Linked DNA regions of Homo sapiens: region 1 is linked to region 2. Evidence: chromatin loops called from intact Hi-C (ENCODE). Cell type or tissue: HCT116. All regions are shown on one strand.

Region 1 (2,500 bases), 240 kb after region 2:
CCCTGCAGCCGCTGGCATACGTCGGTGGCACGCGTCCATCCTCACCGCAAGCTGCCCGCACCTTCCTCCTCCCCGTGCCTCCGGAGTCCCCAGTGCCAGCTCGGAGGGGAGTTGGCACGGATGGAGGCTGGCCAGCGTCTCGCGGCTGAGTATAGGCACGCTTCTTTTTTTTTTTTTTTTGTATTTTAAACACACACACATATTCTCACACGCACACACGCCAAGCCCCCACCCCTGGCAACACACATCCCTCCTGTCAGGAGCAGACATAGCCAAGAAAGCCCAGAGCAGGCGGGGGCAGAGAGAAGGGGCTTCGCCGAACGGAGGAACCTCAGCCCGCAGCTCTGTCCCTGCCCGTCCCCATTGCTCTCCCTCTTACGTAAACCACCAGGAAGAAGAAGAGGAAACACGGATCCACGTCACATCGAGGAGCCTCCTGATTGGGCGTACCTTCCCCTGCCAGGTCCCCTGGGACACACGCCAGCCCCGGCCACCCTGTCCCCTGCCCAGCCCCCCGCCTCCCCCAACGGTCTGCCACGGTGACCACACCCAGCTCCCTGCGTTTCTTCTCTTGAAAGGCGTTTATTCATCGAGTGCCAACCCTGGCTCCTGTGCGGACACGGCGGCTGGCAAGACAGCAGGGCTGGCCGAGAGTCTGGCGGGATGACCCCGGGGGTTGTTGCCTGCCATGGGCACAGTCCGGGAGTCCTGACCTACGTCTGAGGGCCAGAGGGCATCCCAACTGGACGTGAAAGGCCAGCCTCAGGCTGAGGACGGGGTGGAACAGAGCCTCGGCCAGGCTCCTGCTAGAGAGCGGTTGCCGGCACTTGCTCTGTGCTGACCCCGCTGTCTCTGTCGCCTCCCTTGCTTGAAGAGCCCCATGTTGGTTATGCATGACCTCTGACCCTGGAGACGCAGGTGACAACTCCCGGGCATCGGGGAGACGAGGTGTTGGGGACAGAGCCGGCGGTCATAGCCTCCAGCTCCTCTTCCTGCATGGAGTGACCTGGCGCCGCGAGGTGGAGCTGGTGTCCGAGCCCTGAGGATGAGGCTGCTCCCTCCGCAAGGTGGGCGAGGAGCCAGGAAGAGCCAAGGGAGTGGCCACCCTGCCCTGACGGCCACCAACGGCCACCACGTCACCCTAGAAGACAACCCAAGCCCGTCTCCCCACACCTCGCGGATGGTGCAGTGCAGAGAGAAGGCCGGGCGGGTGCTGGGGGGCCCATCTCCCCGAGCCTTGCAAATAGTGCAGTGCAGGGAGAAGGCCGGGCGGGTGCTGGGGGGCCCGTCTCCCTGTGACTCGTGGACGGTGCGGTGCAGGGAGAAGGGCGGGCAGGTGCTGGAGGACTGAGTGAGGCCCCTCCAGGATGGCTCCCTGCCCCTCCATGCGCTGGGTCCTCGGGCCAGGACAGGTTGCATCTGGGTCACCAGCCCCCTCACACCCGCTCGCCTGAAGGCGGCCGACCCTGGCCACTGGTCGCCTGGTGGCAGAAGCCTCTTCTGGGCATTTTCAGGCACCGCAATGCTCTTCACAGCGTTAACTTTTTTTTTATCCAACCAAGGACAACCTCAGCTTCAGAAAGCCCTGGAATGCCCCACAATGGACAAGCAAGGAACACCCTCCGGGACGGACCGCGAGACTCGGCCCTGAGATGCCTCAATACCCTGGACACCCCAGAACCTCAGATTGCGTGGCTGGGGCTCCTGCGGCCACCCTGCTCCCCAGAACCTCGTCGTCTTCCCGGTGCCCTGCGGCAGGAACACAGGGCTGGAGCCGACCCCCAGGGCATGGCTGGGAGCTGCGGGAGTGAACGGGGAGTTAACCCCCAGGGCATGGCTGGGAGCTGCGGGAGTGAACGGGGAGCTGCCTGTGGCATCTGCCCTGTGGCTGTCACTCCCCTCACCTGTTCCCAGCCCGTGTCTGACAGGTCCCACCCTGGGCCCTGCCCCATCCCGCCCTCGAGGCCACGCCCCCTCTGTGCCACCCAGGCTGCTCCTGGTCACAGTTTGCATTTAGGCTGCAACCTCTGACCTCAGGCCCCTGGGTCTTCCTCTGCATTGGGCATTCCCAGGCCCCAGGCTGGAGGAGGCTCTGGGAGGTACGGCCTAACCCTGGGATTGGGGAGGTCAGGGGCCTGGGCTACTCAGCTGACCTTGTGGCCTTGCCCTGGAACCCGGCCCCTGCTGCCTCCCTGGGTTCACTCTGTTCCACCACACGGGCCTTCTTGCTGCCCCTGAAATGTTCTGGGAGCTCCTCCGCCGAAGCCCTGGCTGTTCCCTCAGCCTGGACGCTCCTCCTGCATGTCCCGGAGGTGGCTCTGTGGCCCGCTGTGGCTACCCAGCAGGACCTGAGGTCTGAGGCCCACTGTGACCGCTGCAGGTGCATGTGATGTGAGGCGCAGGAGCTGGGAGAAGGGCAAAGCCCACCTTCCTCTGCAGCTGCTGCCTGTTCTCAGCTCATCTGGAAGAGAAGGGAAGGTTCAGAGTGCGGGGCCGCTCA
Region 2 (2,500 bases):
CCCGGGTATGGGGGATGCAGCTGCCAAGTGGCTGAGGGCCTCCGAGGGCCAGCAGTGTTAGAAAGGGCAGGCGGTCCTCCCAGGAGGGCCCACCCTGAGCTTCTCAACTCATCACCCTCTCCTGCAGCTTCAGCCTCTCAAGAAGCCTTTCCCAGGGAGAAGCCAGTCCCTACTGCGCTGCTGGGCTCAGTTCAGTGCGGTGCTGAGCGGAGCCCGCACCCCTCCATCGCCTGGGTGTGTGTGGACCTCACAGTGCAGCCTTGCTTAGCGGAAGCCTTGCTTGATGGGAGGGCACTTTTCCTGGCAACAGAAAGGGAGACTTATGCCGCTAAGAGGAGCCTTCTTGGCTGAAATGAGTGCAGTTTGGTTCTGTGTCCCCATCCAGGCCACTTCTGTGCCACGTCAGACGCCGCATGGCCCTGAGGGCACTTTCCGGGGACAGACTTTGGATTCTGGGTGCTGCTCAGGGTACTAAGGACAGTCTCCAGCCCTAGGCGGCAGCAGGGATGCCGCATGAGTGTCCCTGCCCCCTTGGCCACCAGAGCAGGAGTGGGTTTGGGTGAGGAAGCTGCTCCCAAACTCCAGGGGCAGCAGAGGCAGCCGCAGGGTGTGTTTGAGTCTGGATGGGGGATCTGCATTTCTCAAAGGCCGCTCAGCTGTCCCAGAAGCAGGGGTCCAGGTGGCCACACTCCCTCTCCTCTGTGCCAGAGACGCCACTGAGCCCCTCTCCTGGGGCTGGCCTGGAGTTGGCGGGGACAGAGGGCAGGGAAGGGGTAAGGAGGGCCCCCAGGCTTCACACGCGTGTCTGTGCATCTCCCCCATGGCTCTGCTCACGGTGGCATCTGGGCCCCTCAGACCCCAGTGGCTCAGCTCGCCAGGTCTGAGTTGGCACTTTTCCCCCTGCAGAGAGCACAGGTGTGGCGGTGGGGGCAGTTCCCCCAGTGCCCAGGAGATGGCAGTGGCAGCCAGGCTGTGTGCGCCCACCTCCCCTGCCCTGTGCCCACTGTCTCCATGGCAGGTGTGGCCTGCGCCCGTGGAGCCACTGCAGCCTGGGTCGTAGAGAAGGACCCAGCAGCACGGAGTGGGATTGGGTGTGGAAGGCAGAAGGCCAGGGCTCCTCCACGGCTGGTGGCCCTGGGCTCCTGGGGCCCCGAGACTCAGGGGTCCTGAGACAGGGACCTCCCTGCTCCACCACTGAGTCCAGAGGCGGGGACGCCAGCTGCCCAGGTCCCTTTGAAGGAAGGGCCCTGAATATCTTCCTATGAAACTTGCCAGGCACCCCCGCCCCCCGCCCCCCAACTAACGGAGGTGGCCCTGCCCTGCCCAGTCCTAAATAACCCTGCAGGGTGGACTGTCCCTGGGCAGGGACAAGGCCATCTGCCCTCCATGGTCCTCACTGCTGGTAGGTGCTCCCGATGGCCGGTGCTCTCCTGTTACATCCGCCGGCCCACGCTGTGGCTCCCTGGCTGTTCAGAGCCACCACCTTCCTTCCCACGGCACGGCGGGCACCCAGCGGCTCCCACGCTGCAGCCGGGTCTGGCCCTGGAAAGAGGCTTCAGCTGGGCCTTTTCGCCCGCACAGCAGGAGCCCAGGCTGAAGTCTGCAGCTGCCGAGGGGCCTTCTTCCCGAATCCTGCGCGGCAGATCCAGGGGCTGTGGGCAGCCACGCCCAGCCCGTGTAAACAGGTGAGCGACGGCCCAGGGGCCTCGAGGCTGGGCTCGGCCATCTCCACTGTGCTCGGTGGGCTCTGGGCACCCAGGAGCGACACCGCAGACCTGTGTGTGGCTCGTTTTTGCCGACTAGAGCGAGGGCCGCACGTGTCCCATCTGAAGGAGCTGTGAAGACCTGCCCTGCTGGGACCCACATCAGCTGTGCTGGGAAACAGGCCTTTGCGGCCACTGCACACGCGGGATGGCTGGGCCGTCCACATGCCACCCTATGGGACCCCCAAGCAGGGGACAGAAAAGCTGCTCCTGAGAGGCCCTGACTGCTGCGGCCCCCAGGGCTGGACAAGACGACGACGCATCCTTTGTGGCCTGAACACAGACTTCAGTGAAACTTTGGAGGCACGTCTGTGCTTGTGTTTCTGGCCGATGCTGGCGTGATGAGGCCGTTTCTCTACTGGAGGTGAACAAGGCCTGGTCTTGTCAGGCTGCACGGAGGTGCTGCTCTGGGTGGGTGCCTATGAGTGAGATCAGGTCTGATGCGAAGGTCTCTGGGGCTGGCCCAGCATGAAGGAGGCACAAATGAGAACCTCGCAGGTGGGCCCTGGGGCCGCCGCCACTCAACAGTGCCCACCAGCCCACCCGGGACCCACCGGGCAGTGCCGTTCCTGCCTCGGTGCCTTCAGAGCCCGGGAGTTTGGAGGTCATCACAGGGCCCCTGCAAGGAGAAGCTGCCCGTGTGGGAGTCGAGGACCAGGGGACCCCGGACCCTCTCACGCGCCCTGCTGTCCCTCAGTGACTTGTGGGGGGCAGGAGAGGGGCCTTGGAGCTCCCCA

What was found. Peaks named below come from ENCODE experiments on the same cell type or tissue, not always from the same donor. Only the 100,000 strongest peaks of a DNase experiment are listed, where the experiment ranks them.
Region 1: a loop joins it to region 2, with 3 times the contacts of the local background. A loop is called at or near these places in 3 of 110 quality-filtered maps.

The regions. Positions count from the first base shown.
Region 1 is chr16:89,052,585-89,055,084 of GRCh38, forward strand. No RefSeq gene overlaps it. Among named protein-coding and RNA genes, the nearest start is that of ACSF3, 40 kb to the right of the region's middle. In HCT116, a CTCF peak has its summit at 1,023 (motif pointing right); DNase peaks (open chromatin) are centred at 447, 814 and 1,047; H3K4me3 peaks cover 1,486 bases; H3K27ac peaks cover 1,728 bases.
Region 2 is chr16:88,815,236-88,817,735 of GRCh38, forward strand. The region is part of intron 13 of GALNS (galactosamine (N-acetyl)-6-sulfatase); the gene reads right to left. Among named protein-coding and RNA genes, the nearest start is that of APRT, 4.6 kb to the left of the region's middle. RefSeq lists a silencer at 922-1,031 and enhancers at 954-1,455, 1,456-1,955. In HCT116, a CTCF peak has its summit at 946 (motif pointing right); no DNase peak of the experiment used is centred here.